Linked DNA regions of Homo sapiens: region 1 is linked to region 2. The links are chromatin loops, found by intact Hi-C in ENCODE. Cell type or tissue: psoas muscle. All regions are shown on one strand. Each heading gives the region's core, and the rest is flanking DNA. Links, peaks and the distances in the headings are about the cores only.

Region 1 (15,126 bases), core at 1,540-9,539, 59 kb before region 2:
TGGTGTCGGTTGCATGGAGTGTGCCACCTGTTGCTGGTGTATTGGCACTGCTGGATGGACCCTGTCCCAAGGCCAGATTGACGAGCCCTGCCATCTCTCATCTCATGTAGTCGTTGCAATAAACCTGCAAACAGGGAGTGTTAACCCCGTTTTCCAGAAGACACCTCCAGGACCAGAGAGGCTGAGTAACGTGCCTGAGGACACAGGCGAGTAAGCAGCAGGGCTGGGACTTGAACCTGGTCTTCCTGATCCGAAGCTGCACCCCATCCAGATGGCTCAGGGATGTGTCCCCAGACATTTGGCTGAGGCTGCAGAGATGGTGTTGAGGGAGCACTCGCTCCTCCCCAGTGCCCCATGACTCTTGGCTGCTGCTGCAGAGTGAAATGTCATCCTCGCCCTCCCTGCCAAGGTTTGTGGCGTGGGCTTGCCTCTGGCTCCTCTGCTCTTAGGAGTGAGTCTGCCTGTCACCAGTATCTAATTACACCAGCCCCCTGCCTCCTCAGGCGTCCCTGGCCATCATGTGTGAAACAGGAGCTTGGTGGCGTCACCCTGCGAGGAGGCACCCACATCCTTCAGTGCATCGGTGGGTGGGTCTCACTTCCCTGATGCAGGCACACCACTGTCACCATGAGCTGTATCCCCTGCCCTTCGGCAAGTTGGTCCCCATCCATGTCTTCCTTAATCCTCAGATCCCCTCTGGAAGCCATCGTGTTGTCCCTGTATTCTTATGTGGAAAATGAGTCCAGAGGAAAGCCCTTTGCTCATGTCACGTAGGACAGGAGCCAGCGCATGGACCGGATCTGGCTCCAGATGCAGCAGGGGGCATCCAGGGTCCCGCCCTCTGCAGCGACTCACGCAAGGGCACACGTAGCACTAGGCAAGAAGTCTAGAATTGTGACTAAATCTGTCCATGAAAGTATGACGCTGCCCACTGTAAATTTTTTTAAACTTTAGCAAAACAACATAGTGTAAAATATAAAGCAATAAGTATAATATGTAAAGAAGTAGAAAGTAGAGAGTGAAATGTAAGGAAAAAAGGAAAAGTTATCCCTAACTACACCACTCAGAAATAACCATTGTTTAATATTTTGGAGTATTTTTCCAGGCTGCTCTCTGTGTGTATAATTACACTCTTTACTAAAATGGAATCATACTATACTTACTGTTTAGGTACTTGATTTTTTCACTAACAGCGTATTTTGGGTGTCTGGCTATGAACAGTTAGCTGAGTGAATAAGCGAGTGAGGAAATGAATGAATGGCTGATGAATGACTGAATAAAAGCATGACAGTCTGCCCCATGATGCCGCCGGACAGGTCAGGCTTTGGGGACTCTGCCCAGACTGCCTTCCTGAGGAGCCAGGAGCCTGTGTCTACCCCATCAGGCCCCCTGTCCTTGGGGTCCATGGACCACAGTGTCTCTGCATGGGGTTGCAGGTAGTGTAGACTGTGTTACTGCCGTGTTGATGCTGACTCTCCACAGCCCTGGGAGGGGTGATACTCTACTGTCATTACCTCCCTGGCAATGCAGACAAATTAGGGTATTAGGTGGTTTTCACAGAATTGGAGGGGAATCAGGATTTGAATCCAGGTCTGGATGACTCTTGAGCACTCTGTTTCCCACAATGAGCACACAGGAGCAGGAAGAGCCTGCCCTAAGGATCCAGGGGCCTGCAAAAAGCTGGTGGCAGGGGAAGCCTTGGGGAGCCTTGCCCTCTCTGGGCTGCCTTGGTGTCCCCACCCACAACATGAGGTCCTTGGAGGTTTGGCCAGTACTGACATTGTGTGAGGCTTGGGTTCCCACGCAGCCCAGCCCAGCCATTTGCATTTACCCCTGGGCTAGGGTGAACCCAGAGAGGCTTTGGGCCCAGGACCTGCCCCAAAGCCCAGAACCTCACAAAGAAACCAGTGTTGGAGCTGAGCCTGACTTGAGGGAATTCCAGGCTGAGGGAACAGCATATATAAAAACACATAGATATGAAGTTCTGATGGCCCAAGTGGTCAGTGTAACAGGAACCTGGAGAGGGACCAGGGAGCTTGGGGAGCCAGCTACAGCTGGAGGGTCCCCAGAGGTCAGTCGGCGAGATGCTGGAAGTGCTGGGCTGAGGGTGGTATCCTGAAGGCAGTGGAGCCACCCATAGGGTTTGGGAGTGGCAAGGAGAGGCTTGCAATTTAGGGGTCTCCCTGCTGCAGGAGAGATGATGGATCTGGGAGCAACGGCCAGCCTAGAGGTGGGGGGCCAGGGAAGAGAGTGGCAGGATGCACATGTACCTGGTGCTGCCCTGGCAAGTGAGCTGCCCGAAGGCCTCACTGTGCCCCGGGGGCCGGACTGCACCCTGGCTCCCAACCTTCCCCTTCTCCCATCTCCAGCAGAGTTGCGGGCTCCTCTCTTAGTCCTCAGCCCTATTGGCAACCCCGGGCTCCTGACTGGGCCCAAGTGCAATGCAGTGATCTATTTTCTGTAAATTATTGGTGCCCAGGTCATAGCCGAGCGGTTCAGCACAATGGCATCCTTTTCTTTTTGTCCTCCTTAATTTTAGAAGCCAAAGCTAAATGTTTTAATTTTATATTATTCCTGACATAATGCTAATGAGTTCCAGGCGTCCCTCTGAGTCGGGTGGCGCAGCTCTGCTGAGCCAGGCATCTGGGCTGGGCTGCGCGCCCCAGAACGGCTCCTCCCGCCACCCCTTGGTTCTCCATGGAGCTCCTCACAGCGTGCTTCTCCTCAGGGGCCCCTTCCTGCTCTCCCGTGTGGATGTAACTTTTCTCAGTGACACGGTCCTCTCTTGCAAGTGGTGGCCACGGGGTGTTTCTCCCTTGCCCAATAAGAGGGAAGGCTCATGTGAGAGCCGGATGGCCTGCCTGGCCGGCAGATGACCACTTCCCTCTCAGACCCCTGGGACATCCGAGATGCAGGTGAGGGGTGGGTCACCTCCCCCACACCCTTCCAGAACTTTCCAACCTGTTCTGAGCCGAACAGCTGGCGATTTGGGGTTTTAAGAGAGACCAGTGCGCTTACTGCAGTGGCTGTTGTTGCTAGCATTATTTTCTGTTGACATGGAAACATTTAGTCCTTTGTTTGTAGTCATTTCTTCCCCTTGGGCTAGTGTTTCCTAAATCAATAGACCACTCTGCTTTTGACTTAATGCAACATAAGCACAGGGGCCAGGGGTTTGCTATCAGACAGCCCTGGGCTCATTCCTCAACCCTGGCTCCATTCCCACTGCTGCTCTCACTCCTCAGGGGCCCTGGGCTCAGGCCCTCTGGGAGCCTCTGTCTCCTCATCTAGGAAAGGCGATTACGGTGGCACCTTCTGTCTAGAGCACTCCGGAGGTTAAACAAGGCAGTCCGCCGAAAGAGTAGCATGGCCTGACTTGAGGGCGCCCATCAGCGGCAGTTTTCCTCGCTTTTCCCGTGTCCACGTCCCCATGAGGGAGGACCACTTCCCCGTGAGGGAGGACTGCTAGTGCTCTCTGTTTCACTTATGTCAGGTCCAAACCTGAAGTCCACAAACTGGAGTGAGAAAGAGAAAAAAAATGTAACTTTAAATGTTCCTTTCACTCCCTTCCTATCCTGAGCCCCCACATGCTGGGTAGCAAATCTCTGGCAGTTCACAGATCACTGCCCATCTTCTCTCATAGTTGCATGCAAATTCTGGGTTTTGGGGGGCTTACACTGAACCAAGGGGCCCGTAGAGTCATTTATCACATTGACACCTGCTGAACCATCCTGCCCCATCTTTGGCCAGAATCTACTTGTCCCTGTCCATCTAAAGGCTGCCTCAGGGCCAGCCCAGACTCAGTGTCTTCTCCATAGTGCGGGGAGGGGACCTCCCTGAGACAGCCAGAGTCCTGCCTGGATGCCCCAGGTAGCCTGGGCCTTGCTGGGAGCAGCCCTGCTTCAGGTCCCACAGACCTATCTAGTGGTGCTGTCAGCACCCCCAGGGCGTAGCCCCAGGGGTGAAGGGGCAGAGCTCAGGACCTCGCAGCTTTTAGGGACCCATGCCATGTACATGCGTCTGGCTTCCCTCCAATGTCCCTGTCCCAGCTGGAGCATCGTTTGAGGGTGGAAGTACAGGAAGCTTTGCTCTTTCCTCATCACAAGGTCTCTCCCAGCCCCCAACTAATTTGGGAGGTGACTGCTGAGCAGCCAGCCATCTCCCCACCCGCCCCACACTTCCCTCAAGGCTCATTTGTTTGTTGCTTGGTTCTTTCATTCATTAACAGATGTTCACGAACACCCGCTCTGTGCCAGCCCCTGTGCTGGGCACTCTCCGATGGGTTTATGGCGGAAACATCATTTGAAATATTAACTGCCTGTGACTCATCCGTGTCCAGAGTTCTTTCCATTCGGCCCTGCGGCCTGGGATTTTGAAACCCAAAAGCCAGGAATTTGCTCCTGTCTGCTCTGCTTTCTGCTAAGTCATCTCCTTCCCCCCGGCGCTTGAGTGGAGGTGCAGTGCTATTCCACACGGACCCCTTTGACAGATGAAAACCGAGGCCCATCAGGGAAGGGGATATCCTCAGGGTTCCTGGCCCAGGGGGCTCCTCTGGCTGAGTCTGCTGGGCACCTGCTTATAACCAGATGTCACTGTGGACAGTGGGGCATTTGGGGAGGAGGCAGTGGCTCCCAACTGCTGAGAAGCTGAGTGAGCCCTTGAACAGAGGCCTCTGAGCCAAGGCTGTGGCCCTCCCCCTTCCTTAGCTTTGGTGAGTGATCACCCAGGTGCCATCATCACTGGCCACAGGAGGAGCTGTGGATTACAGACCTGTGCACCAGGCACCTTCCTCACCAAACTCCCCCAGCTGCAGGATGAACGGACCGAGCCTCAGACCCCCAGACAGTTTCCTTCACCACCTGGTGCCTCAGTTTACCCATCTCAAAAGCAGCAACTCCGTCCTGCCTCTCACAGGGCTGCTGTGATGCCAGGGAAGAGAAGGGCTTTGCAGATGGAGGCACTTGGCCACCGGATGGGTTTGCCTCTGTCTGTTCCCAGCTTCTCCTTCCCTCCCTGGTTGGTTTCCTTTGGTTTGTGTGTGTGTGACTGGTTTCCCACTGCAATTCACCTCCCTTCCCTAACTTGAGTGCGTGTGCAGGGCTGATGTCCTGGGTCTAGGCCATCACTGTTTTTATCCATCTACCTTTACTAAGTGCCCACTGTGAGTCCAGGCACTGGGCTGGATCAGTGCAGGAGGGTGTGATGTGGGCCACTAGGCCTCATGCACATATGGCCGTGAGATGCCAGCACAGGGCCAGCCCACCTTGGGGCCTCTTGGTCAATCATGTGGGTGGCTGGGTGGGTGTGGGGAGGACCAAGGCAGGTTAGCCTGGCCTATTGATACCACTGGCCCCAGGTGGCAGGCCAGACCAATTTAAAACTGTGGGCTGTCCCCTAAAGGAGATCTCCTGAAGGTAACCTTAGGAACTATTTGCACCCTCTGAGCAGCCCTGATGAGTACACATCATCCGGCTCTGTCCCTGAGCGTCTGGGACGGGAGGCTCACCATTTCTCCCGGTAGAGCTTATCCTGCTACTAAGCAGAGTCCTCTTGGTGGCCTCCCACCCCCAACTCTCTCAGGTCACTGTGGCTCCAGGAGCTACACACCAGTGGATCTTCCCAGCCCAGCTCCCACCCCCACACTCTTCACTGGCCTGGTGCTGAACACTGCCCCCTCGCAAGATGGAGGTCTCAGGCCTCACGGGACATTTCTGGTGGGATCTGAGCCTCAGGTGCACACTGGCAGGTTCTTTCCACCCACTCAAGACAGGGAGCTTTGCCTGTGGTACGTGTGTGATAATTCTGGTGACCTGACACTGGGTTTTCTTTCAGGCAGTGGGTGGAGAATCTCTGGCCTCCGCCCTCCCCAGGCAGCCCCAGATGTATGTTGTACAGTGCTGGGCATGGATGCGTCTGTCACCTGTACCATCGCCCCACTGCCCCATCCTGGGCAGGCGGTCCCTGGTGGGCAGGCAGCTCGGGGTGAAGCTCAGGAAAGGGAGGTGGCTGGGCCGGGGTCACGCAGAGCCAGGGCTGGACTTGGATCTCAGACCCAGGTGTTGCTCACCACCCCTCTCCTGCTATTTCTTCTTGGAACTTGGGAGAGGATCCCAAAAGGGGACTAATGTTACTGAGCACCTGTCCTGTGCCCAGTACCAAGGCCACACCCTGATGTCCACCGCAGGAGGACACCCCATTTGCAAGTAGAACACTGAGGCTCACAGGAAGAGGAGGAAGCACCTGAGCCCCAGGCCATCCCTGGGGGAGGGAGACCCCTGCTGAGGCCGTGGGGCGAGTTTGTTTGCAGAGAGGGTTGAGGCTGGAGGCCTGGAGAGACCGTTTTATTCACTGTGGCCCTCTTCTTCCTCCTGAAGCAGCGCTCACAGCCTCACCCCCAGGGCTTATGGTGAGGCACTGCACCACCTAAAAAGAATCCCCCAGCAAATGGGAACATGCTCCTCTCCGCTTGGCTGTGTGGGCGGGGCAGGCTGTGCGAGGCTCACCGCTGGGGTCTTATGTCTGCCTCTCTCCCTCCCAGGGCCGAGCTCTGAGAGGAGTGTGTGATGCTTGAATGGTAGGAGAGTGGTAAGGGACCGGCAGTCCTGGCCGCAGCATCGGGATGACAGTGAGAGAACTGGGAAGGCCTCAGGCTTGAGCCAAGCCTAGAGTGACAAGGAGGACTGGCCAGTGAACAGGGGCACCTTGAGCAGAGGACACCGCATGGGCAAAGGCGTGGAGGCGGCAATGTGTGGCCTGTGGCTGCAGCGTGGGGAGGGAAGTAGACATTGGGCTAGAGAGGTCAGTGGAGATCTCTCAGGCTATGCATGCTGTCCCCAAGGCCAGGCCAGGCCAGCCACCACTCAGAGGTCAGGAGGCGCAGTGGACCCAGCCCCTCAGTGAACCCCACACGCACATCCATGTTCCAGGTGGCCAGTTTCCACGTGTGCTGTGCTATGCGTGGGGCAGTGTGTCGGTGTGGCTGGTGGGTGGGGGTTAGTGTGTTTGTGAATGTGGCAGGTCTGGGGCTTGGACGTCTTTGGGTATATGTGTGAACATGTGTGTCCTGGCCTGTGTGTTTTTGTGATATGAGTCATGGGGTGTAAACACAGTTTATGTGTATGATGTGTAGTGTGTGTGGGGGGGTGTATACCGTGTGGTATGTGTGTGTGTGGTGTGGTGTGTGTATGTTGGGGGTGTGGTACGTGTGTGTGGGAGGTATGATGTGTATGTATTGGGGGTGTGCTGTGATGTGTGGTATGGTGTGTGTGTGGGGTGTGCATTCATGTGCTGTGGAGTGTGTGTGTGGTATGATATGTGTGGGTGTGTTATGTGGTATATATGTGGGGATATGGTATGTGTGGGTGAATTGGGGTGTGTGTGTTTAGGTGTAGTGTGTGTGTGTGTGTGTGAGGGAGTTTCTGGGTCTTGGTGTGTGTGTGTGTGTGAATCCATGTGTGTGTGTTGGTGTGTGTTGGGGCTGTCTCCGACGTGTGGCTTGGTTGGAGGGAGAGGTGTTCACATCAGAGTGTGTGAGTGTCCACGTTTCTGGGCCTGTGGCTGGTGGCTTGGTGTACATGTGTCAGCCATTCTATGCTGTGTGCTCTCTGCGGAGCCCTGGCCCCTGGCAGAGCCTCTTTCCTCATTCCAGACGATGTCTAGCCACAGCTCTGCACTGGGAGAGCCCCTGGATCCCACCTGTCCACTTGGGCCCAAGAGAAGCTGACTCAGCCCCTCCTGCACCTCCTACTTTCGGGGGTTCCACATGCCCTGGAAGGGTGACTCTCTTGATCCTTGCTGGCCGGCCACCTTTCCAGGAGATGCCTCAACTGCACTGCTGGGGACAGGAACCCATTTCTTGCCCAGACAGGAACTTTTGCCAGAGAAGAGCCCAGCCCAGAGCTGTCAGTGTGTTCCTGGTGAGGAAGGGTCAGGGTGTCTGCAGCCCCCACCCCCTCAGCCTTGAGATCCTCCTCCCAAGGACAGGCCCACCCGCATGGGCTCCCAGAGGAGGTGTATGGTCCCTCTGTCCTGTTCTCCCTTGCCTCACTGTGTGCCCCCAGCCCTCCCTGGCCTGCCAGCTGCTTATGAAGGCCCAGTGAGCAGATGGTCTTGCCTCTCATGGCAGTGCTCGATCATGGCTACCTGGGACCAGAGTGTGCCCAGGGCACAGACCTCGGCACTGGAGGTGAACCCAGGCTCCATCCCATGAGTGAGCGCTGGGACTCTGGCACTTCACCTAAACTCAGTTTCCACCTCTGTAACAATAGGGGTTGCAGGATTAGTGAGATGGTGTTTAGGGAGAGCTTGGCCCAGTCCTAGGCACATGGTCAATGTGATAGCTGCTGTTCTGCTCAGTCCCCGCACATGCCCCACTTTCCATTCATGTATGCAGGTGGCACTGCATCCCCAAACACCAGACCCTCGAGAGCCTCACGGTCCAAATCAAAGAGCCCGGGTCAGTGCCCTCCAGCCTCACCCCCAGGACCCTCCTCCCGTCTGTCCGTTCCATTCTTGCCTCAACCTCCCCACAGAGGACTGGCGAAGCCCCAAACTCTGAGGAGACCCTCAAGGAGCCCCACGGGGGAGCACAGGACAGTAACCTCAGGCCAGCCAGCGGCCCCTCCCAGAGTGCAGGAGCGAGGAGCGGCCCTCAGTGCCCAGCTTGCTGGCCTTTAAAGCTGGCCAAACGCAGGATTATTTGACATGTTGGAGAAGGAGCTGGCATTGCATTTCTCCCATCCACATCATTGTTGTAAAGTAACTTAAAAGTTCGTACAAAAATGAGAAGTTGATCCCTGAATGGCCTGCCAGACTTTTGTAACCCAATATATTTTACCCTTAAACCAGAAATGTGTTTATTTAGAAGCAAGTCACTGGCAAATGCTAAAACTGAAGGCATTTCCTCCCCTGCCCCCGTGCCATGCCCTGTTCCCCCAAACCTCCTCTTCACTCTGTGTCCAGATTCTTAGTTAGAGCATGAGAAACTGAACCCTGCCTCCTTTTTGGGCCATGCCAGCCGCAGGCAGGAAACTTGACATTCATTAGGCACCAGCTATGTGCCAGTTCCTACACTGGGCATATTCTTTTATTTACTTCTACCAGCCGTTTGTGGTGGCCCCATTTTAGAGAAGAGAAAAACGAGGACAGAAATGAGGCGTGACTAGCCCAGGTTCAGGCTCCCGGTGGTGGATCCCCAGCACAAACCTCTGTTTGCGTGACTTGATTTGCAGCACTTTGGTTTGCGGCATGGTGTCACCAACTCACATGTGAAACAGGGCCCTTGGTTCTTCCCCAGGAGCCAGAGGGAGAGAAGAGCCATCACCTAGTGCCAGCGGCACGCCAGGCACTGTGCTGGGGCTCCCCTGCATGCTCTTAGCCCGTCCACAGATGCATAAAAGGCTCTGAGTGTGGCTTGCTGAGGAAGGTGGACCCACCCTGCAACTTGAACGTCTGAGCCAGCCCCCAGCGGATCTTGGGCTTCAGCCCTCCCCCTCCCCAAGCCAGAGCTTGAGGGGTCCCTGGGCTTGGCCCAGAGGCGAGGATGCCACCCCCTGCCTGGCTCCTGGGATGGCTCCCCTCTGTCTTTCATCTCCTGCCCTCTGCTCTGTGAGCGGCACGCAGCAGTAATGGATTGCAGTGGACATTTTTCAATTAGGTTCTGATTTTCCCCTGCCTGTCACTATAAAACTCCAGATGGTCTGGGGCTTCACGGTTCCCGGGGTATTTTCCCCGTTTTTTTAATCTTCTGCTGTAACACACCCCACATGTGGGAATTGGGCCTTTCAAGGCTGTTCTGTGGATCAGCTGGTACTTTCTTCTCCACTGTGCCACCTGGTTTTCCTTTCTGCATGGAGGCATCCACTGTGGGCATCCTCCCTTCCCAGCGTCAGCTCTGGGGCTGGGCCCAGGCCTGGCCTTGCCCCAGGAATGGAACCTGTGACGCCTGGTTTGAAATGACAGTACTAGCTCCTGAGAGAGAACTTGTCTTTTGGTGCTTTAGGTAGGAGTCCCTGAGGCAGTGGCCAGAGTGGTTAGGGACACATATAGACTCATCAGCCAGACCCAAGGTCAGATTCCTGCTCCGTCACTGACTGGCTGTGTGACCTGGAGCCAGTGACATCACCCTTCTGAGCCTCAGTTTCTTATTCTGCAGAGTGGGCTGGGAAGTAGCTTCCTCAGCGGGGAACGTTGTCTGAATTAAATGAAACACACACAGCACTTGGCCTACGGTAGGTGTCAGAGAAAGTGTCACCCAGTCACTACTGTCATTCTGAATTCACCCCAACTTCATCTTCAAATATGTTTTACTGTTTGTGTATTTTGGGGTAAATAAGAAAAACCTAACCACCTATTCTTACATTTTTCAAGATTGTTATACATGCCTGCTTTTCCTTCTCCCCATCCTGGGTACCCCCTGCCCTCAGTATCACCTTCTCTGTTCCCATGGTGTGGGAGCCCTTCCTTCTAGCCAGATCAGTCTGTTGTGTTTTTGGTTATTTGAGCCAGTGTGTCTCAAATCCACCCTCGACAGAAGGTGCCTGTATCATTCTCTGCATGGACAGATGGCGTCAGAGCGCTGATGCCTCTGCACACAGTGGTTCACAGAGCCCCCACAGTGTGCCCCTTCTTACATCTGAGGTATCTGGTCTCTGACAAGTGAAATGAGCTCACCCTGATTCATCGGGTCGGGAAGCGTGGAGGCCAGCTTTGCACCCAGGCTGATCTGAAGCTGGAATGCATTGGTGTGGGTACGGGGGTTGGAGGGTACAGATGCCACCAAGCCAGCACCAAGGGACCAGATCATGCTGGCCAGAATGCCAGGGTGAGGATCTGTACATGTTGAGGCACTGGGGAACCATGCAGGGTTTGAGCAGGGAGGGACACAGAGCTATGGGCTTAAGTCTTCTTTTCAGATAGCTCGTGGAAATGGGTTGGGAAAGGCAGGAGGGAGGCAGGATGGCACCTGTGCAGTCACCCAGGTAAGTGATGCTGGGGTGTGGATTAGGGCAGTGGGTGGATAAGAAGAGAAGGGGGCAGACCTGGAAGGTGATTACAAGGTGGCATTTCCTGGGCTGGTGACTAGTTGGATGCAGGGCCCAGAGAGGAGGGAACATGTTCCTGGCTCAAGCATCCAGGTAGAAGGTGGGAGGTCAGGGGCCCCATACCCACCCAGCCATCCACCATGAGGGACTGAGAGGCCCCAAGGTGGGCTGGCCATGTGCCAGCAACTCAGGGCCATATGTGCTTGAGGCTTAGGGGCCCATGTCGCACCCTCCTGCACCGGTCCAGCCCAGTGCCTGGACTCACGGTAGGTGCTTAGTAAAGGTAGATGGAAGAAACAGTGACAGCTCAGACCCAGGGCATCAGCCCTGCGTGACCTGGGGTGGTCCAGCCAGCAGAAGTCGCACCAGAGTCCCTCAAGTGAAGAGCCTGTGCCACATCAGTCCTTGCATGGAGTGGCTTCTGTGAAGTCTTTAGAATCAAAAATCCCCAAATTTGCCTGCTGCAGAAGGAACCACTACCCCATGTGTTTGAATGAAGGGAGCCCCCAAAACTCCCATTTCTACTTTCACCTCTCCTCTCCCTGCTTCCCTTCCTTCTCTGCTCAATAGATCCTTAGCTGTTTCCAGAACATATCCCACCTCTTCCAGCCTCCCTGCTTTTGTTCATGCTTTGCCCTCTCCCTGGAATGCTTTTCCTGGCTCTGTGTTTCTAGCCCCTGCCTGGGTGTCAGGGCTGAGCTCCTCTGTGAAGGCTTTTGTAGCTCCCCAGCCTCTGCCAGCCAGAAGCCCCCGGGTCAGCCCCTTCCTAGGGCTCTGAACAAGTTCCAGTGTGTTTGGAGCTATGGGTCTTTGACGCCCTTGGGTCTCAGCTCAGAGCACACTGCCAGGCACACAGAGGGGCAGCTGAGTGAGGCAGGAGGATAAGAACCTGTGTGCTCAAAGAGGAGAGGATGAGTGAGTGACTCGCAGAAGTGCGTGAGTGGAAGGATGGGGGGTGCACAGTAGCAGGGATGGGGTGGGTGGTCAGGTGGGGGTGGAGGGATGGGGTGCACAGCTGGCTTTCAGGCCACAGGGCTTACCTTGTGTTGCAGGCACTTCTTTCTCAGGAGAGATGGCAGTTCTGCCTATGGCATAGCTCAGGCTCAGTGCCCCTGGCACAGGGGGAACAATCTCCCTCTCTGAACCCCCCACATAGAGGCACTCAGCCCTTGCAGTGGGGGTCCAGGGTCTGCTCTGCCAGCCTGTACCCTTGGACACTGGCAGCAGGAAGCAGGTGTCTGTCCAGGACAAATGTACCATAGAGCCTGAGGCGACCGGGATGTCAGGAAGGCCCCGCCCCAGTGGCACTCCCTGTGGTGCAGGCCCCATGGAATCATTACGATGCCCTCGGGTCGTGGTGCCATTACCTGAAGGTAAGTCCTCCCTCCACCTGAGAAACCAAGGTCGAAGCCAGGGACGTGCTAGATGGCTGCATTTCTGGTCTCACAAGCCCCATGCATCCATTCTGCAGCATCTGTGCCCCCACAACCCAATGGTGGGGGTTCCCTCCCTGCAGCCCTCCCAGCCCTACACAGCCTATGGATGGGGGCCCTTCAAGCCACACCCACCCCAAAGGCTACCTCGCACTCATTGGAGGCTGCTCCCGGGACCCAGAGAGCTCCCCCTGGGCTGGGTCTACACCAGGGTCCGTGTGTGTAACCCCTGTGCTGGCTGCACCCTGAGCATCAGCTCCCCATCTGTCAGTGGAGACAGTAATACTTGCCTACTGGGCAGTGAAGAAGATAAGGTGCCACATTTGTGACAGCACCAGGCCCAGCAGAACCAAGCACACAATAGGTGCTGAACTGATGGTCGCTCTCATCCCTCTTTCTGTGCCTCTGTTGTCCCCATCTGTGCAGTTGTTGACTAGGAAGGACCACAGGGACCTTGGCAGCCAGCTGCAGGCAGATCCCATAGGCCCTCAAGGCCCCTGGCGTGTCTGGGATGCTGGTCCTGATGGGGCATGACTCTGGCTCTGCCAGGGGTGCCTGCAGCATCCTCATCCCAGACCAGTCCTGATGGGGCAGTGCCCCTTCGTCTGCTGGTACCTCTGTTTCCACCTGGAGGGACGGGCCACTCTCATCAGGGCATCCCAGCCAGCTGCTCATTATACCCCAGCCTGTGGCTCAGCTCTGGAAAGTTCCAGGGGGCGGGGAGCAGAACAAGGCTGGGCCAACATACATGGGCACAGCACAGGCATCAGGGCACACGCACTTATCGGGGTACCTTTCTGCACACTGGGGTAAGGGGGTGTACTCACAGGGGTGCGTGGACTGCATGCCCAGCAACCCCCATATCATGCTTCTGTCCCACCCTTTGCCCCATGATTGAGATGCCAGCCCTGCTCTCAAGGAACTCTCAAACTCTCAGCCTGGAGGCATGGGGAGAAGGCCATGGCTGTGCAGGGAAAACCTACCCCACAAGCTCATGGGTGTCACAGAGGATGGGGTGGGGAAGTTTGAGGCAGGCTTCTGAGAGAGAGTGCTTAAGCAACAGGAGTAGATGTTTGCTAAAAGAGCAAATAAAGGAAAGGCATTCCAGGCCTAGGGAACAACTGAAGTAAAGGCCTGAGGGCATGGAAATTCCTAACAGAATTCAGGACTGTTCAGACACAGTCTCACTCCTGCAGATCACGCGTGGAGCGTCTGCATGGGAGAGGCAGTTGGGTCCATGTTGGAAGACCATGAACACCAAGCTGCAGATCCTGTGTTTGAAAAACGTATGAATTAGATGGTCAGAGAGTTGGAAGGGAAGGAGTCCCAGGAGGGGGACAGTCCGAATAGAGACAGAGCAACTGTGCTGAGCAGAGGGTTGGCCAAGGCAGGAATACACAGACCTCGGGGAGAAGATGATGTATCGATCATGGTCCACCTTCCAGCACTCTCCCACAGTCAGGAAAATGACGAAGCCTGGAGGAGTTATTGTCCTCTGCTGTAGATACCTCCCTGCCCTGCATGGGCCAGAGGGGAACAAAGGATGCTGAGAGGAAGCCCCACTCTCCAGCCCGGGCTCCCCCATCTCACGTTGGGGTGAACTTGGCACAAGGCCATTGCAGGCGAGCAAGGGAGGTGGCTTGCAGCCTATTTACTGCCCAAACAGGATTTCCTCCTGGTTTGGATGCATGAAAAAGGCACAACATCTGGAAGTAGGAAGCAGAACAGCTTCTAAAACCCAGCTGTGGGTGGCTCGCCTTGGACCCGCCCCAGCAGAGCACGGCCCCAAGTTGTGACTGGGCTTCCAGGGGACAGGCGCAGAGGGAGCTGTCCCGGAACCATCATTGTCTCTCGTGTCTCTTGTGTCTCTCATATCTGTCTGAGCAGCTCTGCCCTGGCCTGTGCTCCATCTGCCACCTCTGCCCTGGATGGGGCGTTGGTGACCCTCCTCTGGAACTGCTACAATTGCCATCTTCCTGTCTCCTCCCCCGGTCCCCACTTGTCACCAGCAGCCAGAGAGGTCTTCCTAGGGCACATATCTGAGCCTGTCCTTTCCCTTCTTTAGGAGAAGTGTCTCCACTTTCCCCAAGGTGGAGTCCAGGCTCACTGGCCCAGCATTTGAGTCCCCGCTATCTGGCCTTTGAGCTCCCTGCAGACTCCTTGCCCAGTAGAGCCCAGCCCACCCCCAGCGTAATGAACCCCACATCAACCACTCAGGGGCCTTCACAGGGAATCTGTGCCTTTTTCATGCTTTGGTGCCTGCCCTTCCTTGGCCTTCAGTGTGCGTCACCCCACTATCTTCTTTGGATCTGTTGGTTGCAGTTCAGGGCTCGGGCAGGGCCAGAGACAGAATGAGGTGAATGCATCAGTGTTGGGGGAATTGCCTGCCTGTGTCTCCACACTGCTACATGTCTGTCTAAGCTCGCTACAGTCATCAAGCCCGTGGAAGCAGCTCGCGGCCCACAGGCTGCCTCAGGCATCTCCTCTGTGTGGCCACAGCCCCTGTGTCTCCCTCTGTGACATCTCAACCACGTCGCTTTATGGTGGTGTGCGTGTGTGCATCTCCCACATGGGCTCTCTACACCTAGAGGGCAGGACCCATGTCTGAGTTCTCTCTGCAGCTTGGCACTCACCGCAGACTGGAGCCAGTCTGT
Region 2 (12,616 bases), core at 1-8,000:
GAGAAGAAACAGCCCACCCTAGCCCCAGAGCCCAGAGTGCAGCCTTCCCTGCAGCGGGGATTTTCAGGCAGGTGAGCGTGAAAGCATGCAGTGGCCTGTGCCTCAGTTTCCTCACCAACATAGTCCTGGTGACTTCCCACGTGCTTGTGGAGGTCGGGCTGGTGAATAAATATCCTCGGAGCTGGGAGGCGTCCTTACAGGCAAGAGCACTCACGGGGCCCCACGGGGCATGGGTGGGGCCGGGCAGGGAGGCATAGGCCCCGTGGGCCCTCTCTCAGCCCGTGCCTCCCATCCACCCCTCCACTTCCACACCACCTGGGTGAGGAGGGCACCACCACGGACCAACGGAAATGGGGGCCTAGAGGGCACTGGCAGGACTGGCCGCAAGTCTCTGATGGAGGACAGGAGAGACCCTGCTTCATGGAAACTCAAAATTGTCATCGCAGCTCACATCCCCTTGGAAACACATTGAGTAAAGACGAGAGCGTCCCAGTCTCCGCTTGGAGGAGGGCTTGGGCTAGGTCCTGGCGCCCCCTCGCGGCCACTCCTTTGCCTTCCCCACAAGCCCCTGGCCATAAATAAACCAAGTCGTCAGGGAAGATTGGAACCCAAAGAACCTTGGAGGCTGCTGATCCCCGCTGGCCCCCACAGACCCCTTCCCTCGTCTCTTCCTCCCTATTTCTGTCCTCCTGGTGATAGCCTAATTTGTAAAGGATGTGTTGACACTCACTTGTCTCTTACCACCTCACGATCACTCCAATACCCTTCTTGTTCTCTTTAGTGCCACTCTCAGCCCACTACTCGGAACCCAGGCCTCTCCCGCCTGTCCCGGCTTTCTTTCCATCCCCCGGCTGCCTCCTTTTCAGGCTTCCGTCCCTGTCCGCAGGCACCCTGCCCCTTAGGACTGCACACCACATCTGCGCGGACAGCATCCGCTCTCCATCCCCAGTGCAGGGTGCCCTCCTGAGCTCAGCCCCAGGAAGCTGCCCCCCACCCCTTCTGCAGCTTCTCACAGACATTCCTGCTCAGCACCCCAAAACCCTTCTCCTACTTTCCCATCTCAGCACATCACCCACTTAGGCCAGAGATCCGGGTGCTGTCCTGATTCTTGGCTGAGACTCCCCTAAGAAGGGGTCTCACAGGCTCCAAATGGCACCTGGGTCTCCAGAGCCAGCTCAGCAGACAGCACATCTCATCCCTGTTAGCTGGCTGCATACACTGGGTGTGCTGAGTCTCCCGGAGGTAGAGGCGAGTGGGACAAAGTGAAACTGCGTCCTCCTGACCAACAGACAGGGATGGGAGCTGGCCCGGCCCAGGCCCGGCATGGCCTCACCATACACTGTGCCTGCGCTCCCTGGACTCCAGGCCTCCGAAGATGCTGTTCCTTCTGCCTGGGACACCCTTCTGTACAATACTAATGCCTTCTTGCTCCTTGACACCAAGCCCGTGTGTCACTTTTTGGGAAGCATTCACTGATGCCCAGGCTGGTAGCCTCTAAGGCATGATCCCGTGCGACCTGGCCCCTGCCTCTCAGCCCTGGGGAGTTTCTATTAGCTCCTCAAATATGAAAACCTTGTTCCCGCCTGAGAGCCTTTACACATGCCACTTTTTCTGCTGGGACCCACCTCTGTCTACCCTGTCCCTTGTTTCCACCAAGGAAAGCTTCCCTGCCTCTTCCAGCAGATCAGGGTCCTCCCATGTCCCCCAGACCCAGTCTCCCTGAATCTCAGTGCTGCTCCTCGGGGGTCAGTCTGCACACATCTGTCTCCTATAGAAATAACGATAACCCTTCCCAGCACCTGCTCTCCCACTGAGGCCTAAGCACTTTGCATACATTCATCCTTTATCACATGTCATAACCCCATCGTTACCCTTGTTTACAGATGGGGAAGTGAGGTCCTATGTCCTCCATCCAAAGCCTGAGTCGAGCACACGATCTGTGCCGGGGAGGGCTTCCCGACCCAGAGCTCTGACAGAACAGACGCCTCCAAATCTTGTTTAAATGGAAAGCAGCCTCGGGGCCGTTCCCACCACTGCCAGCCCTGGATGAAGGCCGGGCAGCCCCTTTCATGCTCTTTATTCTTTTGAACAAATTGTGAGTTTTACAGGATATCCAAGGCCTGTGGTGGCAAACACATGTTCCCATGGTGAGAACCATTGGACCTGCTGGGCACAGGGCTGTGAGTGCAGCTGAATGGCCACCCAGGCCCCTCCTGCCCCTGCTCTGCTGCACCTGGGCCCCCTTGAGCAGGGCCACATCCTAGCTGCCCCATTGGCCACTTCAGAGAGAGGACACAGCTCCCCTACCCCACCCTGGTGTCCCCTTCACACCCCTGGCTCCCACACTCACGGGCCTGACCCCCTCCCACCTCTGCAGAGGCTGCAGCCTCACAGCAGCCCAGGAAAGGGCACTGCTATCATTCCACTCGCAGAGAAGCCAGCTTAGAGAAGGGGAGGTAACTTGCCTGAGGTCACACAGCTGGGTCGGGAAGAAGCTGCGAATTAGAACTCAGGTCTCCTGGCTGCAAAGCTGATGCTCCCCACAACAGCATCATCTATGCCACCAAGGCCAAGAAAGCAGAAAGGTCTGTGTCCCTTGTGCCCTTCGCGTTGCCCTGCATTTACACTGAAAAAGCTGGAAGCGCTTGGAGGCAGAGATGCTGCATTCCAGGCCTGGCTCTGCTCCTCGGGAAGTCACTCACCTCCCCAGGCCTTGGTTTCCCCTTCTGAAAACAAGGAGGATGAACCTGCGCTGTGTAGCCCCCATGCTTCAAAGAACGCAGCCTGGCTGAGTGGCCTCAGGCACTGTCACCTTTCCCGGGTCACACCGCTCTGGATGGTGCCTGTTAGTAAGAAGGTTCTCCACATCCTCCTTCCACCACTTTTGCAGGTAGCCCTCAGGAGCATCCATAACAGCTGAGGATGTTTTAATCTAACGTGCATTCTCCAGCCACAACTTTGATTTTCAAAATAAAGTAACAAGTGCCCCCTAAAAACTGTGAAACTATATAGACTCAAAACGAGCAACCCCCTCTTTTCTGAGGGCCATATTTGGGGAGAACCTCTTGCCTCATATTGAAGCACATGTAGTAGCTGCCCTTCCTCAAGGGCCTAGGGGAGTGCTCTGGCTGCCGGAGGCCTCCTCTGGGGCTTGGATCCTAACACACTTTGAAGCCTGGGGCGTGTTCGGACCTGCTTGGCATGACATTCAAGGCCCTTCCGGCATCTGTTCTCCAACCGCTTCCAGCGCATCTCTTGCCCCACCCTCTCACCCTGTGCTCCAGCCACATCTGCTGGAGTCCCTCCCTTAGCCCCCCAGGAATACTTTGCCCTCAAGGGGACAGATGTTTGGAGGGGAGGGCTACAGAGCCCAGTGGGTTGGGGCAGGCATCTGAGAAGATGCCATCAAGCTGAACCAGAATGAGGACGAGCCAGGCAAGGAGAGCATTCCTGGGAGAGGAAACGGTAGGAGCAAAGGCCCAAGGTGGGGACGAGCTCAAAGGAATGGAGAAAGGCCAGTGTGGCTGGCATGCGGGGGGTGAGAGAAAGGAAGGGGAGTAGCAGGTGTGGGGAGAGGTGGACCAACAAGGACCTGGGCAGTGACATCCACAGCAGCCCTGCTCCCCGCAGCGTAACCTGCATGCCCACATGCCAGAGGAAGAGCACGAGAACCCCAGGATGCCCCCAGAGTACCCTGTAGCAGAGAAGGCAGCAGCACACAACACCACACCATGGGTGAATGTGAGCAACGTCATATTCAGTGAGGAAGCCTCGCCCCAAAGACTACATCCTAAAACAGCTGTTCAAAAGACCATCTAGGCATACACATGGATGCAATGAAATCCAACAAGCAAAGCAAGTGCAGGAGGCAAAGGGATTCCGGGTTCTGGCTGCTGAGGCCGGAGAGGTGAGAGTCAATGGGGGTCCGCTGGCTGGAGGTCAGATACTGTCCGGGCCTGGATTTTTGTCTGGAGCAATGGATTCATGGGTGCTTATCACATTATTAAAAACAAACAAACAAACAAGTGAAGGTGTCCTGGACCAATGATGAGTGTCTCTCATGTACCAACCTGGTGGGGGCCAGATGGCTCCAAATCTCAAGGCCCAGGCCAAGGGTCAGGGGGTTATTTGAAGAGCAGTAGAGGCCATTGGTGGGTTGGGGGCAGGGGACTGACCTGATGCGTGTCGTGTGGGGGTGGTTACTCTCCCTCTGCAGGTCACAAGCAGATGCAGCCTCCACCCTGCTCCGTGTGCAGGGGGCTGACCCCCACAGACAGCATCTCCTGGGCTCCTGCACTCTCTGGCTTCCAGTAGGAGACCAGCAGGCAGGAGGTAACAGAATTTGGAATTCTCCTCTGAAAGGTACATGGCTATACCTTGTACCATCTGCCAGTAGATAAGAGGCATGGTGCTGGCAGGACCTCTGGATTTCCGAGGATGCGTACACCACACCTGGGAGTGCGGCTCTGACCTACTTCCTGGGAAACTGGTGAGGCTGCCAGTTTTGGAGGGGCTCCAAGTAAGAAAGGGCTGTGCATTAGGTCTGGCTACAGTGCGAGCTGCCCTGACACACAGACCTTGTGACCCAGCAGATCCAAGGGAGCGTGGAATGTCTTAGGCAGGTTGGGTGGCAGGTGGGAGTGACGTGCCCCCAGTGTCACAGCACAGAGCCCTCTGCCTTGGAGCCCTGATGCTCTACTCATCAGCTGCTCTTCCGCATTAGAAAGGCAGCTGAGTCTGGCTACTGGCCCTGGTAGAGACCGACCTCTATGGCCATGGGACGCCCAACAGCTGTGTCCCGAGCCGCTGGCTAGATGTCTTCCTGTTGCGCACCCACCCCTGCCCCTAATTTCTCTCCCTTCTCCTCCCTTGCTCTGTGCCCCAGGAGGCTGACCTGTGGGGAGTGCATCAAGGGGCTTTGGGGCTCTCTGGCTTCTGGTTAGGCTCAGCATTGAGGAGCCATAGCAGGAGACTGGAGGGTGGGGGAGAGAGAGTCTTTCTGCTCCCAGCGCCCTTCCTGTAGGCTGTCCCTTGATGGGAGTCACAGCTGACTTCTCTACGGCACTCTCTCTTCCCAGGGTCCACCAACTGTCCCATCCCCGCACCCCTCCAGGCTTAATGGTAAGGGCGCTCTCTAGGTACCGCGCTACCCCTCGTTCCCCATTTCCTGTCAAATCTTTTTATTAGTTCCTTTATTAAGTCTCCTTAAATTGTCTTAGTTTGAATGTACTATCCGTTTCCTGCTGTATGATGATACAAGTGCACGTCATAAACCAGGTGTGCAGTCAGAATTCTAACATGGCCCCAAGAGCCCGCCCCCTGGCGTACATGGCCATAGACTTCCCTCCCCTTGTGTCTAAATATGATGGGACAGTCAGTTCTACAATTACATTATATAAAACTATCATAGCAGACTGGAGATTGTCCTGGCTTTGAAGAAGAAGTTGCCTGTGTTGAGAAGGCCACGTGGCTAGGACAAGAGCGGGAGTTAAGAGTGAGTTCCAACTGGCAGCCAGCAAGAAAACAGGACTTCATTCCTACAATTGTAAGGAACTGAATTCTGCCAACAACCTGTATGAACCTGGAAGAGGACCTTGAGCCTCAGATGAGATTGCTGTTTTGGCCAACACATTGATTTCAGCCTGGTGAGACCCTGGGCAGAGAACTCAGTTATGCTGCTACCCAGTTTCTGACCTACAGAAACTGTGAGCTAGTAAATAGGTGTTTTAAGCCACTGCATTTGTACCAATTTATGGCAATAGAAAATTGATACACTAGGTTTCATCTGCTCCTCCAAATCATAGAGTTGGGTGTGAGCAGCCTTGGTGAAAGGAGACCCTCTATGAGCAGCAGCACTCAGCATGCAGCATTCTTAGCATTTAATGGAAACACATGCACAAAATTGGGCTGGAACAGGTCCAGAAGTTACAAGTAAATTATATGAACACCTGGCCTAGGTTCCTTCAAAACCTGCTGCTGCTTCTTTGCCATGTCTTTTGTGAAATCCCCTTTGACCAGTTAACAGAAGAGAAACCTCTGGAAGCTTGGCTTAGAAATGGGTGTGCATGGTATGCCAGCACTAGCCAGAAGCATGGAGGCTGCATGACAGCTCCACTCAGGGACTATCCCAAAAGACAGTGGCAAAAGGAGATCCTCCTGTGGGCAGAGAACTTCAACTGGTTCCTTCAATTGCTCACTTCATGGAAGGAAAGACAGGCTGAGGTATGGATTTGCATCAATGCATGGGCAGGGATTTACGGGTGCTCAAGGAATGGGAAAAAATGAGATTGGAAAATTGGTTATAAGGAGGTAGGTATGTAGCTAGACCTCTCAAAACAGGCATACCAGCACTTTGGGAGGCCGAGGTGGGAGGATCACCTGAGGCCAGGAGTTCAAGACCAGCCTGGGCAACATAGCATATGTTGTAGAGACTCTGTCTCTACAAAAATAAAGAATATATAAAAATTTTAAAATTAAAAAAAAATTGTAAGGCACAGTATGGGAAGATATTCATGTCCCACATAAATGCCCACCAGGAGACAACCACTGCAGAGGAGGCTCTCAATAACTAGGTAAACAAGAGGACCCATCCTGTGGGTATCAGTTAATCCCTTTGCCCAGCTAGTCCTGTCCTTGCTCAAAGGGCTCATGAACTAAGTGACCATCAAAGCCAGTGTCTTAGTCTGCCTGGGCTTCCATAACAAAATACTACAGGCTGCATGGCTTACACAACAGAAATGTTTTCCTCACAGTTCTGAGGGCTGGGAAGTCCAAGATCAAGGTGTGAGCAAGGTGTGTGCACATGGGGGTGGGATGGGGAAGGGAGGGAGGGAGAGAGAGAGAGAGGGAGACAGAGAGAGAGAGAGAGAAAGAGAATGCACTCTGGTGTCTTTTTTATTTTGAGACAGTGTCCTTCTTTGAGACAGAGTCTTGCTCTGTTGCCTAGGCTGGAGTGCAATGGTGTGATCACGGCTCACTGCAGCCTTGACCTCTCAGGCTCAAGAGATCCTCCCACCTCAGTCTACTGAGTAGCTGGGACTACAGCCATGCTACCATGCCTGGCTAATTTTCTTATTTTTTATTTTTTGTAGAGATGGGGTCTTGCCATGTTGCCCAGGATGGTCTTTAGCTCTTGGGCTCAAGTGATCTGCCCTCCTCAGCTTCCCAAAGTGCTGGGATTATAGGCATGAGCCACCCTACCCAGCTGCCTTTTCTTTTAAGGACCCTAATCCTATTGGATCAGGGCCCCGCTCCTATAACCTCATTTAATCTTAATTAGTTTCTTAGAGTAATCTTGGCCCCATCTCCAAATACAGGCACTGTAAGTTAGGCCTTCAACACATGAATTTGGTGAGGGAGACATAAGTATTCAGTGCATAACCATAGGGAGAGGGGCCTTTCACAGGCGCAACAACAGGGACTTTTTTCACCAAAGCCAATTTGCCTACTGCTGCTGAGATCCCAGGCTGCCAATCACATAGACCAATGTTGCCCACTTGGCCATCCCTCAGGAAACCACGGTGATGGCAAGTTGATTACATGGAACAGTCTCCATCAGGAGGGGTGCTGAAATTCATCCCCAGGGAATCTGGACAGAGATTTGCCTTCTCTACTGGATGCTTCTGCCAGTAATGCCATCTGTGGCCATATGGAATGCCTTACCCATTGCCACACTGCAGTGCCTCCAACCCAGCAACTCAATGGATAGTGAGAGAAGGATGGCCACAGGCTTGCACCTAGTAGCTAGTCTGAGGGATGGTGGAATGGCCTGCTGAAGCTTCTGCTGCGGAGCCAGCGGGGAGGCAGCACACTGTGAGGCAGGGCCCTGTCCTGGAGGCCGGTGGCGTCCTTAGCCAGGGACCAGTACACGGTGCTGTCTCCCACCAGGAGTGTCCCCAGTCCTTCTTTTCTTAATAACAACTTCATTGAGATATAATTCACACGTCATATAAATTTCCTTTTTTAAGTAGCCAATGTGATGGGTTTTAGTACATTCACAGAGTTATGCACCCATCACCACAGCCCCCTCATTCTTGTACCTTAATAACCCACTTATGGAATTCTTGTTTCCCATCTCTGCAACATAACAGATAATGTTGGAGCTCTGCCCAGATTTCCCTCGGATTCTTTTTTCCCATTTTTGGGCCTCCTGGTTTTGGTGTATTTTTGTTTCTAACAGCCACACGTGAGGCTCTTTTTCAGAGAACATCCCTTGGACTCCCAGAGCCTGCCTGGCACACTGGCTCAGGCAGCTGGAGGTGGCTGGGAATTTACTTCACCGCTGGGGCAGCCCTTAACCATGGAGGGAGTCAGAGGCTGACAGCCAGCTGCCCCGCCTCATGTCCACCTAACTCCCAGGGGACACATACATGCCAGCGCTCCCATGTGCTCAGGCTCGGGCTGAGGCTTGCCTGAACTTGGGCCCTTCCTGGGGTTCTTCCCCTTCCCTGTCCTTCCCCTTCTCCCTGACTGGTCTCCCCTGGGAGTGCTTTCTTAATAAGTCACAGGTGCATGAAACCTCATTTTGGACTCTGGTTTTGAGGAAGCTGAACTAAGCAGGTTTGGAGGTCCTACTCCTCAAAGTCTTCCGCCAGGAAACACAGTTGTGATGCCGTTACCTTAGAAAGTGGGGCTGCTGTTGGCTACTCAGACTCCTCGTGCTATTGAGCTGACAGGCAAACAGTTACCACGGTGCCTTGGTTGGGTAAGCTCGATCACCATGCAGCAGCTGGGCTCTGCTGCCAGATGAGAAAAAGGGAGCTTTGCCTGGAACCTGGGCATCCACGGAGGTCAGGGAGAGGTGCTCCCATGTCCTCTAACTGCCAGGGGAAACTGCAGCAGGCAACCAAAGCAGGCTGACTGGGGATTCGGGCCTGGCAGGACTGAAGAACTGGGTCACCTACCAGGTAGAGAACTATCACCAGCCAAGGGGCTCCAAGGGTGAGGGGAGCATGGGGTGGGTGCTGGAAGAAAGAAGCCATGATGACTGTCCTCTGCTTCTTGGTCAGCTACAGACGTGGTGACTACAGCCACTGCCTGCAGGCTGTGTTTATTGGTTGATTTCTTTCCCCATCTCCTACCATTGAGTTAGGGTTCTGGTTTAGGCTTCTGGTGGGAGCATGACTGAAATGCCATTGCTGCACGCTGACTCGGTGGCTGACGGGCTCTGTGTCTCTGCCCCCATTTTGGAAACTAGAGTTTCTTGCTCTGAAAGAAGGGCAAGAATAGACATTGAGCAGCAAAGGGGCAGACTGTGTTAGTCCTGTCTATCCACCCCGCCCCAGCCTATTCTTCGCCCTTCTCTGCCCTGTTCTTTGCCACATGAGGCTGAGCCAGGGTGTGTGAATGGCCTCGCCCAGGCCCCTTGACCCTCTGCTGTCGGCTTGGGTCTGGACAGTGGATGGCACTAGCAAGAGAGCAGAGGGCAGGAGGAGAGCACGGCAGGGATGCTTCTCCCGGGTCCCTCTGTGTGCAGGGCTGCTTTTCCTGGCTGCAGTCACATGTCTTCATGAGCACAACCGCACAGGGCAGACCTTCCTCCACAGGCTCCCATTCGCTCTGGGATCTGGGGACACCAGTTTGTCCCTTTGGCCCTGGGATGGTAACGAGTTCCTGCTGCAGCGTCTCTGAGGGCACCAGTGTCTCTTTGTTTCCCTTAACCCTGCCCACAACTCTAAGAGTTGGTGGACTGTGATTAATCAAGAAATTAAATCTCTTGAACCTACCAAGTTGGCCTCCGTTTCCTACCAGAACCCCCACTGCCAGGACACCTTTTAGACATACAGTCAGAGAGGCTGAGACAACAAAGGAGACATAAGTCTGGAGCCCAGGCGAGCCCTCGCTGCACACAAGATGGAGCAAAAGCATGGACCTGGATGAGCACCCCAGAAGAAGAGCATCCACAAGAATAAAGGAGGGGCTGAAGCCCCAATAGCCAGAGGGCAGGCAGAGAAGGAGGAGGAGCATGAGTGAAGGAGGGGCAGCCCAGGAGGCAGGAATCAGATGAGAGGAGAGTGCTGCCCTGAAGTCTGGAGAAGTGTGTGCAAATGCAGCGGGAGGTCAAGGAAGCAGAAGACAGAGAACTGTCCACTGGATTTGGCCACGAAGTTGTGGCTGGTGATTTCAATCAGTGAGTGAGATGTAATCCTTACCCTCGAGGTAAGAAGAAAGAAGAATTGCACAGAAGAAACAAGTGCAATAATGTCTTGGAGACATATGCAAGCCATGCCTGGCAGCAACGGACAGAGAACAAAGGAGAGCAAGGCTGGACTTCTGGGGAAGCTCAGAACAGGCTCCATGGAGTAGGGAGGAGGCCCCGTGGGAGGGGTGACCCAGGCAGAGGGTGCTGCGTGAGCAAGGGCTGAAGGCATTTTGGGAAATTCTAATGCAACGGGGACAATGTGGCATAGAAACCCCCGAAATGGTCAGCTGAACTGGAGGTTGTGAGAGGACTTTGATTACTGACCTTTGCCTCTCAATCCCCCAAACAGCGGAGAACCAGGGAAGAGTTTTATGTGGGGAAATGCTCATATCTGGGTATTCGGACGCTCATGCTGCAATGCATAAGGACAATATCTAGCTCATCCTAAGGGCCCAGCACAAAGCCTAACATGTCCTAGGCACCCAATAAATGCTATTGCCTTAGTGGATAGAACATGGGCTGTTTCTGATGTTGCAGATGGTGGCTGACATCACTCCATGACTGATGTGAATATGCCACGGTAGTAAAAAAAAAAATCAGTCCAAATTGAAAAATTAAAAATCCAAGAGCCAGATGTAGAAAACCACTGATTTAATTAAAGACTGACAATGGAAATGGCCAGGGTCTCAAAACCAGGTATGTTTTGCACATCAGAACAAAGTGTCATGATATCTTGCTTTCCCATGCAAAGGGGGGACAATTGTTCCAGCAAGTGGTCGACAGCGTTGGGAGGCAACTCAGTGTTTGGTGGGAAACTGGATTATAGCTGGAAATTAATTGTCCATGAATGCGGAGAAACAGCCAAGTCCACGTGGAGTGTTCCATGGATTGCATCTACTACCAAGAAGAAAGAAACAAAGAAAAGAAAACAGATTTTCTGATTTCAATTAAAAAAAAAAAAAAGAAAGAAGATGAAGAAAAGACACCACCCAGCAGCTAATTACTCACAGGCCAATGCCTGTGCTAGCTCAAATGCAAGAGCTGACATGATAAAATGTTAGCATCTTGCGATCTGCTGTTAATAAAATGTAGCACAAAGGCACAGAGGAGTTTTACATCTGCTCACAGGATGCCGCACAGCTTGGGGAACCCTCCCCAGCCCGCCTACCCAACTGCTCGCTCACCAGGACTGTCATGAAACCCCTGATCCTAGGCTTGGGAGAAGCAAAGGATGCTGTTGTATGGAGGCTGGACAGTTCCAGAAGGGGTAAGAGGTGAGGCTGGAGCCTGCTTACCCAGACATCCTCCGCAGACTGGCTAAGGGTCTATCCTGAATGCAGTGGGATTGGCGTAGTGGCCCTGCTTGAGAAGAAAACCTTAGCAGGAGAAACCTTCAGGAAATTAAGTTAGCAGTCATAGCAAAAGATTGGAAACAACCTAAACGTCTCTTAGTAGGATTAAATAAGGGTGCATCAATTCAACGAAATACTACACAGCTGCTAACAAGAAAGAAGATGTGAGGATCTTCAAGCTCTAATGCTGAAGTTCATAACTGGGGTCCTAGAGAGAATTAAGGGCTCTGTGAACTAGGATGAGGGAATCACAGCTTGATTTTTCACTAACCTCTAACTATAATTCAGTGTCTCCTTTAATTATGAATGTAGGCCCCAAAACCCCAGTAGAATTAGCTGTGACTTGGTCACTGACAGAAATCACAGATATTCTCGTCTCACTTTACGGTTGTGGCACGTATCTCAAAAGATCAATTACATCACTACTTTGAAACTATTACTAGTGATTAGATCCACGGCTAGACCTTGGTATTTAATGTGTTAGCCAGGAATAACATGTATTACTAAGTGGCAAATGTATTTCTCTATTTTGACAAGTGTATTAAACCTAATTGGTTTCCTCTATAACCTTATGCGTTTTGTTTTATCCACTTAAATCACTACTCTAAGAAGGGGTCACTGGCTTCACCAGACTGACGATGGGGTTCATGGCATGAAAAAAAGGCTCAGAAACCCTGATCTGATGTTAACAAACATAGTGACATGCAAAAGTGTGGATCATATGCCACTGTATGTGTGTTTGTTCAAAACACAGATCAATTGAACAGAATAGAGAACCCAGAAATAGGCCCACATACATCTGCTCAATTGATTTTTAACAAAGGCACCAAGAAATTCAGTGGAGGAGTCTATGGTGCTGGAGCGACTGGACATCCACAGGCAAAAAAAGGAACCTTAATCTACACCTCAACACCTGATACAAAAATTAATTTGAATGTGAACTGTAAAACTGAGTCAGAATAAATGGGATGGATCTTATCGATGTCAATATTCTGGTTGTGATGTTGTACTGTAGTTTTGCACAATGTCACCATCGGGGGGAGCTGGGTAAATGGTACACAGGATTTCTCTGTATTATTTCTTACAACTGAGTATGAATCTATAACAACCTCAGAATTAAAAT

Evidence for each region. A loop is a pair of places that touch in the nucleus more often than their neighbours do. Peaks named below come from ENCODE experiments on the same cell type or tissue, not always from the same donor. Only the 100,000 strongest peaks of a DNase experiment are listed, where the experiment ranks them.
Region 1: it touches region 2 in a loop (5-fold over the local background); 2 of 110 quality-filtered maps call a loop at or near these places.

The regions. Positions count from the first base shown.
Region 1 is chr1:53,531,561-53,546,686 of GRCh38, reverse strand. All of the region lies in intron 4 of GLIS1 (GLIS family zinc finger 1), which reads left to right. Among named protein-coding and RNA genes, the nearest start is that of DMRTB1, 80 kb to the right of the region's middle. RefSeq lists enhancers at 58-557, 5,358-6,325, 6,326-7,293. In psoas muscle, for the core only: a CTCF peak has its summit at 4,747; a DNase peak (open chromatin) is centred at 4,376; H3K27ac peaks cover 563 bases.
Region 2 is chr1:53,473,558-53,486,173 of GRCh38, reverse strand. No RefSeq gene overlaps it. Among named protein-coding and RNA genes, the nearest start is that of DMRTB1, 20 kb to the right of the region's middle. RefSeq lists an enhancer at 1,727-2,347. In psoas muscle, for the core only: a CTCF peak has its summit at 532 (motif pointing left); a DNase peak (open chromatin) is centred at 513; H3K27me3 peaks cover 1,695 bases.